Linked DNA regions of Homo sapiens: region 2 is linked to region 1. A link is an interaction called in ENCODE POLR2A ChIA-PET data of the cell type or tissue named here. Cell type or tissue: A673. All regions are shown on one strand. Each heading gives the region's core, and the rest is flanking DNA. Links, peaks and the distances in the headings are about the cores only. Region 1 overlaps YAP1 (Yes1 associated transcriptional regulator). Region 2 overlaps YAP1 (Yes1 associated transcriptional regulator).

The links. Peaks named below come from ENCODE experiments on the same cell type or tissue, not always from the same donor. Only the 100,000 strongest peaks of a DNase experiment are listed, where the experiment ranks them.
Region 2: POLR2A ChIA-PET joins it to region 1 with 5 read pairs; 3 of 35 experiments call an interaction of 5 or more read pairs at or near these places.

Annotation. Positions count from the first base shown.
Region 1 is chr11:102,144,522-102,149,913 of GRCh38, forward strand. The region is part of intron 2 of YAP1 (Yes1 associated transcriptional regulator); the gene reads left to right. Among named protein-coding and RNA genes, the nearest start is that of YAP1-DT, 37 kb to the left of the region's middle. In A673, for the core only: no CTCF peak of the experiment used is centred there; no DNase peak of the experiment used is centred there; H3K27ac peaks cover 1,343 bases.
Region 2 is chr11:102,203,974-102,209,365 of GRCh38, forward strand. YAP1 (Yes1 associated transcriptional regulator) reads left to right here. Exons shown (of 9, transcript NM_001130145.3): 5 at 1,920-2,101. Among named protein-coding and RNA genes, the nearest start is that of YAP1-DT, 96 kb to the left of the region's middle. In A673, for the core only: no CTCF peak of the experiment used is centred there; no DNase peak of the experiment used is centred there.

The sequences.
Region 1 (5,392 bases), core at 160-5,159:
AGTATTTCAAATGAGAGCTCATGTATTGCAACATTATTTATCTATTTTTGTAAAGGGCTGTTAATCACTTGGTGCCACCCTGTCTGAGTTGTGTGCTTGTAGATTGTTCACATGAAATCACTTGATATGGCATCTCATTTCTGCAAGAATTTTTTCTGTATTTTTAGCCCACCAGCCTAGCATGAAGTTAAATTATTTAATAGAAATATTTAGAGACCAGAAGCTTACTTTTAATTTTGCGAATGTTGCCTTACCCTTTTTGGAATAGGTTACTGTTTAAAAACGTGTCGATGTAGTTATGCAATATAATTCATTTATCCTACCTTTGGCCAAAACACACACACACACACACACACATACACACACTCATGCTCACACACTCATGCTCACACACACTTATTCTGTCTCTCTCTCTCCTTCTCCTTCCCTCCCTCTCAGCTATTTCTGAGCACAGAGTCTTTTGTTTAAAAGAGGGATTAGTATGTCAAATTTGTTTCTATATTGTATTTCTGGGTTTGAAGTTTTACTGGATACTTGGTTTTTGGTAAGGCTGTCATTTAATGCCTCTTGAATTATTCTGCAGGAGTATTAGCAAGAGTTGTAAACCGGAGTTCATATGTGAAATGTGAGACTGTGACCTCTTGATCCAGAGGCCAGGACTGTTGCCAACTGAACCAAACCCTTCCTTTTCCTAAGAATAGAAGTGCTCTGCCTAATGATTGGAGTTCAGCTCAGTGTTTTTGGTGTTCTCCAGTAATTGGTTAGAATCTCACCAATTGTGTTTTGAGTGGCCAAGCAAGTATTTCTTTGTAGGGATAAAGAGAGGTACAATGTGAATAATTTCTTTAAAGAGTTCATGAAGGAATTCTGGTATATCAGAAATACCACTGATATGTATGACCTGCCTCTGCTCCTGCCCCATAGAAGTTGCTATCAAATGTGGAAAGACACTGTGGAAAGAAGTGTCCATTTTTAATGTTAAATGTAACCAATTTGATAAGAAACCTATAATAATTGTATCATCTAGGTCTCTAATACTTGAAAACTTAAGTTCTATAAATTATAAATATTGAACTGAGAAAAAAATTGAAGGTAAAAGACGTTATTAGGACAAAGAATTAGGTTATTTGTGAGGCAGTAAATGTAAAATGTTGACTGTATTTTATAACCTATTAGTTTGAACTGTTCAAAATCAGAACATAGTGAGCTTCACAAGTTTTCATCTTATGGACAGGATTAATAATACTTCATAAATTCACTATTCCCATTCTCAGATCCAAGATGCCTTATATATATTTCTACTTTCCTTACTCCTTTGCTCACTCATTTTGCTCATTGGACTTTCCAGTATTTGCAGTGTTTTGATTCCTGACTGTCTTGAAGTCTTTCAGGACAAAAGTGGCTATGAAGCTGCTGTCTGCCAGAGAGACTAAAAGAGAAGCCCTCTTCTTTGACCCAGATAGTAAAGATAGATCATTTGATCAAAATTCAGTTAGGTCAAGTTAGTTAAGTCAGAATGTCAAGGAATCAGTTTAGTTAGTTAAGTTAGTTAAATTACATATAAGTAATGTACTTGGACAAGTCATAGAACGATGACCTACAGATTAAGGTCCATAGCCTGGCCCCATATCACCTTTCTAGCCTCATCTCTCCCTCCCTCTTTTTTAATTAATAAAAGACAAATAGAGACAGGGTCTCACTATGTTGGCTAGGTTAGTCTTGAACTCTTGGCCCCAAGCAATCCTCACACCTAGACCTCCCAAAGTGCGAGGGTTACAGGCGTGAGCCACCACACCCGGCCTCTAGCCTCATCTGCATCTGCCATCTCTCCTCCTCACTCCTCTCTCCTGCCTGTGAGACACCACCAATTGGATGTACTGAAGAGATGCACCTCTTTTACATGTTGTATATTCATGCATGCATTGGTAGCATTGTAAATGCTCTTTACTACTTCAGCTACTTACCCTGAGAAGGTCTTACACACCCCTCATTTTTACTTTATCGTTTAAGGCTCTCAGATCTAACTCAAATGTGTCACCATCTTTTTCCTGTAGCTCGTACTAATAACATTTGAACCCCTCCCTTATCCCAACTTCTGTAGCATTACTTTACTCATTTTTATTCCTATAGCATTTCCTCAACTCTAATATGTCTATTTTTTACATTTTAACCTCTGAAATTAGGGTACTTCTTACAATTCATGGGATCTTAGTTTTGATTAAACAAGGTACTTCCATTCTGGTGGAGAATTGAGATTCTGTGCTTGCCTTGCTTCTGGAACTTTCATTCTTGGGTCCATATCTCTAATTCCTCTTCCAGCACGACAACTAATAATTTGTGCTCAAATGTTGCTAAATGGAATTAAAATACTGTGTCTGGCTTTTACTATATTCAGGGGAATTTCAAGGGCATGATTTGTTCTGAAATCTATCAATAATAACAATAATGATTAGCATTTAGAGAGTCTTTATTTTGTGCTAGGCACTGCTTTAATTCCTTTATCTGGAGTAACTCAGTGAGTCTTCACAGTAACTCTGTTATCTCTATTTTATTTTTGAGAAAGCTAGGGTACAGTTCAGCCAAAATCGTAGAACTAATAAGTGGCACACTTAGGATTCTAGCTCTGTTAATCTGGCACCAAAGTCCACGTAACCACTGTTATATACTAAAATGTATTTGAATGTTTATTTAACCAGCTCTGCGCTTTGTGCTTTAGCTGCATTTTTTAATGTAATCCTCATTATAGCCACATGAGGATTTATAGTGTAGTATGCCAGAACACTCCAGTAGTCATCTTTAGATGTAAATTCTAGTCTCTATTCTGATACTATGAAGAGATAAACATATTATAGTAAATTTCTACATGTACATGCGGGAGTTTGAGGGCTAATAAGATGATCTTTCTAGTCTTTTCTACCTTTTGAAATCATTAAATTTAATTGCTGAAATAAATCCAGACTCTGGTGGAAATGAACTAACATTGAGCACCTTTTATGCTTAAGGCAGGTGCGCATTATCCCTATTTACAGATGAGGAAAAGAAGTTCAAAGATGAAATAATATGACCAACTTATTGAACAAGAAGTACAGGCAGAATCTGTTTCAGCATTGAATCTCCACCCCTGAGGATGGCTTCTACACAGGCAGAGCCTCTGTGATATTATTTTTATTTTTGGGGTTTTTAGGAAATCTTTTTTCTCCACCATTTTTTTATTTCACCATTAAGTTATCTTAAAACCAGGTCATTAGCTGTCTTTTGCTTACGTATTTTAGTTATTTTCAACAGCTTTTACTAAACATTTCGTAACCATGTACATATTACTTAATATTAACCACACCATTTCTCTGTCATCTATACCACAGGCTTTAAAAACTGGCATATTAGAGATATTAGAATGATAGTCATGTGAAAGGAGAAGAAAATGTCTACTATGTAGATTTTAGAAATTATTGGAGTATATTGTGGAAGTTAAAGTTATAGAAAGGATTTTGAAAGCATCTTTGAATTTTCTAGCATTGTGTTAGCTTTATGACTATCCTTGGTTATTTAGAATAATTAACACAGAGTAGTCTATATTAGACACTTAAGAATTTTGAATGCTTTTACTCTGTTTTAAAATTCTAGCCAGTTTCATAACATGAAATTAATAGAGCATGCTTAAAATTGGGAAACTTTGGTGTTTCTTAGTTGACTTGTAAGAGATTGCAGCTTTGATCTCTAAGCTGCAAGTAAACATCTGACTTGTCTATAAACACATGGTTTCAAGGCTTTGGGGGAGCCTAAGAAGATCATTGGTTTGAAAGCTGAAATAAGTGTACATTTATGACACTTGTGTTTCTGCAAAAAGAGAAGCTTTGGATTAAGTTTATCTGAGAAATGTTGTGTGATAGACAAGAACTGAAAAAAACAAGAGCTATGACAAAGACTTAGGTGGTTTAGTGGTGGTTCACTCAGTTCAATAAATCCCGTGTACTTAACGTGTGCTACACACTGATGGTTTTTGGATGGCATTAATGTGCCTAGTTTAAGGATTCCATGAGAGTTCATGATACTCAGTATTGGTGTCAACTTGGGGGTAACCATACAGCACTAGAATCATTATAAAGTATTTATTCAATATATTTTTAAGATATTATTTCTCTTACTGTTCTCTGGACAAGACATCAGTATCTGAAATGCCTTTCCTCACCTTCTGTCTGTTCTTGGTCATTATATCAATCTACTTTTAAGAACATATACAAATTATGCTTTTTATTGCACATGTAGAGATTTAATATAGGAGGAAATGTTTGAAAGTATATAAAAGCCAAAAGAACAAATAAATGATCTCATAACCGATTGATAACTTATTGGCTGTATATTTTCAGACTGTTTAACTATAATCTTTTAATATTGCCAAACAGTTCTCTAGTACAGTTATAACTATTTGTTGTTCCACTAGCTGCAAATGATAGATAGAGCCTATTAAAATATTACTTTTTTACTGCTTTGTGTGGTATTCTGATATCTTTTACCTCTTCATGTGTTGCTATGTAGTTTTTGTTGGTTACAGTTTGAAATATGAGTTCCTTTTGCTTATTAAAGTGACATTTCTGGGCAAAACACCATACTGGAGGATTTGGAGGAAATCTTGAAATTGTTCCTAAAGGCAACAAATTGAAGATATATTAATGCTATGTAACCTGAGCACATTTAGATAGGAGATCACCAGCCATTGGAGTCAATCTGCAACTTCCTGAACAGGCATGTTTTGGAGCCAGGCTTTGAAGAAGCTGTAGGATAAGAGAAGGAAGAGACATGGTTTGTACAGGGAGATGGAATAAGATGGGTATGATATGTATGCTGGATTAGAAATTGATAGGATACCTTCAAGAGAGAAAAGAAGCTAGTGAGATAAAGGGTTCAAAATGAATGTTAAGCCAGGAGATGGATGAAAGAGGAAGGCAGATTTATTGTCAAGGGAGGGGAAAGACTAACATCAGTTATGTTTAAGGGAAGCTGGCCTAGCAATTTACATGGAAGTGGCTTGTGATACAGGGAGTATAGTTTAAGTCTTTTAAGGTATATGTGAAATGATTGGCCAAACTTGTTATTGCTGAGTATAGAAAGTAAAAACAGAAATGGTATGTAAATAACTTAATATTGCTTTTGTGATCATGGAAAAGTAGGAAGGATTTGTTTGGGAAAGGAACGATGAATACCTTTGTTTTCAGTTACATAAAAGATTAAATTAATTTTCCTCCTCTTTCTTGTTCTGTTGCAACTTTGGACTCCAGTTGGAGACTGGATCTCCCTTATTCTGTACCTGACATCACCTGGCATGATGACTTTGCTCATAGTTGTTGCTCAGGAACATTCATTAACTAATTGCGTATATGAAGAAATATAGATT
Region 2 (5,392 bases), core at 256-5,255, 60 kb after region 1:
TCTTTTATTAACAGGTAGCTGAGAAGATTGGATTGAACTAAGGCATTATTCTGAGGGAGGTTGGTCTGTAATATTCCTCTCTTTAATATCCTTGGTTCTGTCTCGGTGCTGTGCTAGCCTGATAGAAGAATTGGGCAGTCTTGAGCCAGGTATGATGCTCGCCTGCAGTCTCAGCTGCTTGAGAGACAGACAGTAGGATTGTTTGAAGCCAGGCATTTGAGACCAGCCTAGGCAACATAGTAAGACAGAAAAGGGGAAAAAAAAAAAAAAAGGTGTGCTAATGTAAAGAGAAATTAAAAGTAGGACTTCTGTTGTCTTAAATAGTTTCTGCCTCAGTGAGTAACTACTCAACTTATGTAGAAATGGCTCAGTATTTTTTCAGCGCACACTTTGTGCCAGATGCTGTGCTAGGTATTGAGGACACATAGATGACTACGATATGACCCATACTCCTGTGGCACTCAGTCTGAGGGAGCATATAAATTTGTAAGTAAAAAATTAGAATCAGGCAATAAATGTCAGTAGACAATATGGAAAAGTTCCCAGGCAATTCCTTGAGAGAAGAAAATTCTTAATGTATAGGATGGGCCCAGCCTTGTGAGGTTTTGCTCAAGTAGTCTCCAAGAAGAAATGGCATTTACCAAGCAGCCAGTCTGTTATAATGGGACACATTAAAAATCACAAGGAGTTTGCTGTGTGACTGGGAGACCATTAAGTTATAAGAGCTGTCAGTGTATGTTATTTAGGATTTTTGTAGCAAGGTTTATATGAGAGATTGGCCTGTAATTTTCCTTTCTTTTAATATCCTTGTATGGTATCAAGGTTATGCTGGCCTTATAAGTGTTGGAAAGTATTCTTTCCTTGTTATGCTCTGGAAGAGGCTGTGTAAGACTGGTATTATTTCTTCCTTGAATGACTGCAAAGCCATTGGGACCTGGGGTTTTCTTTAGTCAATGTGTACTAAACATTTAGTAGAAACAGTGACCCAAAATTTCAACTTAAGTTGAATATGTATCTGAAAAGGTTTATTATTCTTACTAACATTTTCACATAAAACTTCCCTCTGCTCACTGAGGTTAATTCACAGTTTGATCAGTGTTGTATCAGTGACAGAAATTCACTAGTATAAAAACCCAGTCCATTTCTAACCACCAAATGGTGTATTACAGCTTCAAAAAAAAATTTTTTTTTTTTTACTACCTAGGCTTTGTGCTGGGGGTTACCATGGTGTCAAATGAGACAAATCCATGTCATCCAGATACTTGTGGACTCAATTTGATATGAGCAAGCATCAGATCATTTTAATCTACTTGCTTTATTGGGATGTGTATGTGGATATATTAAGGGCTGATTATTTTGATGGGCTTTGCTGTTTGGAATGCTTTGTCTTAATTTTTGTGGATGAATTTTTAATTTATATATTTCATAAGAAGTAATGAATTTGCATCATTCACACTTCAGAAGTTATAAATAAGGTTCTCCACCTTTGTCCTTTAGTCACCCAGTTTCCCATCTCTGGAGCCAAAAGATGTTAGTTGCTTCTTAGCTATTCATCAATTTTTATATCCTCTGAATATGCAATATATTCACCCCCGCTCCCTTCCCCCACCCCGTTTTTTTTAAACACTTTCTCTTCTGCACCTTGCTTTTAATTTAGTAAGTCCTTAGAAACTGTTCCTTATTGCATGTTAAAACTACGTCTTGTTTCTTTTCTCTTATGACTTCCTTGTATCTTGTGACAACAGTAATAATAAATTAATGTAGTCATTGTGATATTGATGGATTTTTAGGTTATTTCCAGTCTTCCTGCCCAAAAAAGTTACATCGAATATCCCAAATTGCTTTTGAATAATTAAATCATCATTTTATCTTCCTTCACTAGTTTTTTAGGACAGATTTTTTTTTTCTTTTCATTTCAGCCATGAACCAGAGAATCAGTCAGAGTGCTCCAGTGAAACAGCCACCACCCCTGGCTCCCCAGAGCCCACAGGGAGGCGTCATGGGTGGCAGCAACTCCAACCAGCAGCAACAGATGCGACTGCAGCAACTGCAGATGGAGAAGGAGAGGCTGCGGCTGAAACAGCAAGAACTGCTTCGGCAGGTGAGGCCACAGGTTAGAAACCAGCCTTCCACTTTTGGGGGTTTGTTTTCTTAAAGTTGGGCAGATTTCATTTTAACATTTATTAGTTACAGAGGAATGTTGTCTTTGTAAAACTGAGTGACACAGAAGCATTCTATCCAGCCCTGTCCTTGTCTTAGTTTTGTGACTGTGAATGGCCTTTGATCAAGTTACAAGGGATGTGACTTGGAAACCTGTATCATGAAGAGCTGTTTTGGTCATGGTCATTGCAATTGAGCAAAAATTGAAGGAAGCAAGGATGCTTTCTCTAATGTACATGGAATTGTGGATTGCTGTTTTTCTGAGGATTTCACTAAAGGGGAAATTCTAGAACATCACTCAGGAGAAAACATCCTTTATTAATAACTTACGTGGCGGGATACACCAATATGACATTTCTCAAATGACAAATATACTTCGGTATTACCGAATCTAAGAATTTTCATTGAAAACAAAATAAATGTTACCTTTGGCCAGGTGCGGTGGCTCATGCCTGTAATCCCAGCACTTTGGGAGGCCAGGGTGGGCAGATCACTTGAGGCCAGTTCAAGACAAGCCTGGCCAACTTAGCGAAACCCCATCTCTACTAAAAATAAAAAAATTAGCCAAGCGTGGTGGCACACACCTGTAATCTCAACTTCTCAGGAGGCTGAGGCACAAGAATCACTTGAGCTTCGGAGGCAGAGGTTCGGTGAGCCAAGATTGTGCCACCGCACTCAAGCCTGGGTGACAGAGTGAGATTCTGTCTCAAAAACAAAAAGTTATCTTCAAGTTTAGAAGATGCCAGTGTGCTTTAAAATTACCTGCTTATGGATGTTTTTTTATTTTGGGGAAAGTAGGACATAGTAGAGAGCTTTGAAGCCCTTTAATCACCAATTCCATCAGCTTTCTTCCAGAAGGTACTGTTGGTTTTTATGTTCCTAATATATATAATTAATCTCAACATTAATTTTTACTTTATCTTATTTCAGAGTGGTTAAATCTACTAAGTTCAGATATTGGAGATAAGGTCTTTTGTTAAGTAGCGTAGATATTTTTAAATTTCCATATAAAATTTTTTTGAATAGATAATAGAAAAATGGTATACTAGTGATAGATGTACAGAGGTGAAAGTACACTCAAAATAAGATCTTTTCCCTGTTTTTCTAGTTCTCTCCTATGGGGCCTAAATAACTATGAGTTTCTTAGGTTTTTTGTTTTTTGTTAATTTTTCCAGAGATACTCTGTTTACATACATAAAATACATGTATCTGTGCCATTTTTTCCCTAGCTAAATCACAGCATGCTAAGTATAGACATTTAAAAATCGTCATACTCGGCCAGGCATGGTGGCTCATGCCTCTAATCCCAACACTTTGGGAGGCCGAGGCAGGAGGTTTGCTTGAGCCCAGGAGTTCGAAACCAGCCTGGGCAACATGGCGAGACTCTGTCTCTTAAAAAAAAAAAAAGCTCTACATTTCTGTTACCAGGAAGGAGGCACCTAAAGGTCTGTTTTTTGTTTTTTGGGTTTTTTTTAGGGCTGTATTTTAAAAGTATCTCTTGAGTGTCAGTGAAAATATGTGAACTCAGTACTACCTGAACTCTGATTTGGGGTTTGAGGAATTGGTACTTCAGGAGTTAAATTAAGCCATGGCATCTGAGACAGGCTCACGTTGAAACTGTGCTTTGTCGGTAATCTGTCCATACAATTCTAGTGTGATTGGCATCAAAGGTAAACCCTGATAGAAGGAGTAAGACAGTATGTGCCAACATACGATGTCAGGAACTTGTTGGGGCTCAGAAAATGATACTCCAAAATATGGTTCTTTGACAAACTAAGGAAGCAGCCTCAAGTTCTATGCCAAAGCACAGGATGAGGCTGTTCCTTGAAGTTCCTTTATCTGCCTAGAAACCAGACCCACCAAAAGGAATACAATTGCCTTTGATCCCCTCCTCAAAATTTCATTAACCAGAGAAGCCTGAAACTTGTATGACAGAGGAAAAGACTAAAAATTAAATATCACACCTAGAGAGCTCAGAGGAACTTTGCCCAGACTATTGTCTGTTCTCAGATCCCATTCAGTTTCCAAAGAGAATTATTTACTAACCATTGTCTGTGTACTGGGCCCATTCATTCTTCCTAAAAATCATTTACTGCCCTTCAAAATGGCGTCATTTCCCTCATGTCCCCTTCCCCTGTGAAGAAGGGTATTATATAGTATCTGGAACTCACTTGGTTATTGGGTAATAATTGTCTTGCAATTTCCCCCATGCTTATGCACCTTAAATAAATTTGTTTGCCATTTTCTCCTGTTAATTTGTCTATTATCAGTTCATTTTCAGCGAACCTTTAGAGGGTAGAGGGGAAGTTTTCCTTTTGGCCCCTATAAAGTGATCTTGAAAGAAATGTTTCTTTATCTGACATAAAAAAGGATGGAGAAAGGAAGCATTATTGTACCTCTGACTTTCTAACAAATTACCATAAAGGAAGAATATTTTTCGTCTACTATTGTTAGAACACCTTAGAACCATCAAAAATATAATTACATGGCTAATAGAAAAAAAAAGAGCAGTTTTAAAATATGTTTTATGTAACCTATTTTCATTGTTTTTCATTTTGTTGTTGCCGAGTAGTAGTTGTTCTAAGTAAATACAGGTCTCAATTTCACTATGAATAAAAACTGTCAAAATCAAGAAACTAAAAAAAAAGTTCTTTAATTACTAATGTCAAAACCATACTGTTTTTAAGATAATTTGTAAAGTCTAGAAATGGGGCCATTCGCCATTTTGTTTTATGCCATAGATCATCCTGGGGTTTTTTGGTGGGCAAATGCTGCTATTTGTAAAACTCTTCCTTCCAAAGATTTTCCTAAATCTTTATTCTCAAACTTACTCTGGGTGATGGGTCCTGGACAGAATAGCTTCACTTCCTTTAAAGGTAACTTCTTTGTTTCATCTTTACTGCCTACTGTGTCGTCTTTTCTTATGTTGAAGTTGACAGACCTGCTCTATTCTCATACTAATAGACTATTTTTAGATTTTTTTAAAGTAATCACAATAAATTCAGTATATCTTAAGTCTTTTGGCTTCCTGTGAACTTCTTCCCTTGACAGTTTATCTTAGCACTGAAACATCAAATATATTGTATCTGCTTTATCTAATACTCAGAAACAAAGAACCTACGTGACCAATATCAAATTTTATTTTTTAGTTCTGACTCCTAAAGTCTTGCTGTCCTATCCTCAATGCTGTTAAAAACTTCTGAGGTTCCAGTTTTGTTATGTGGTGACTCCA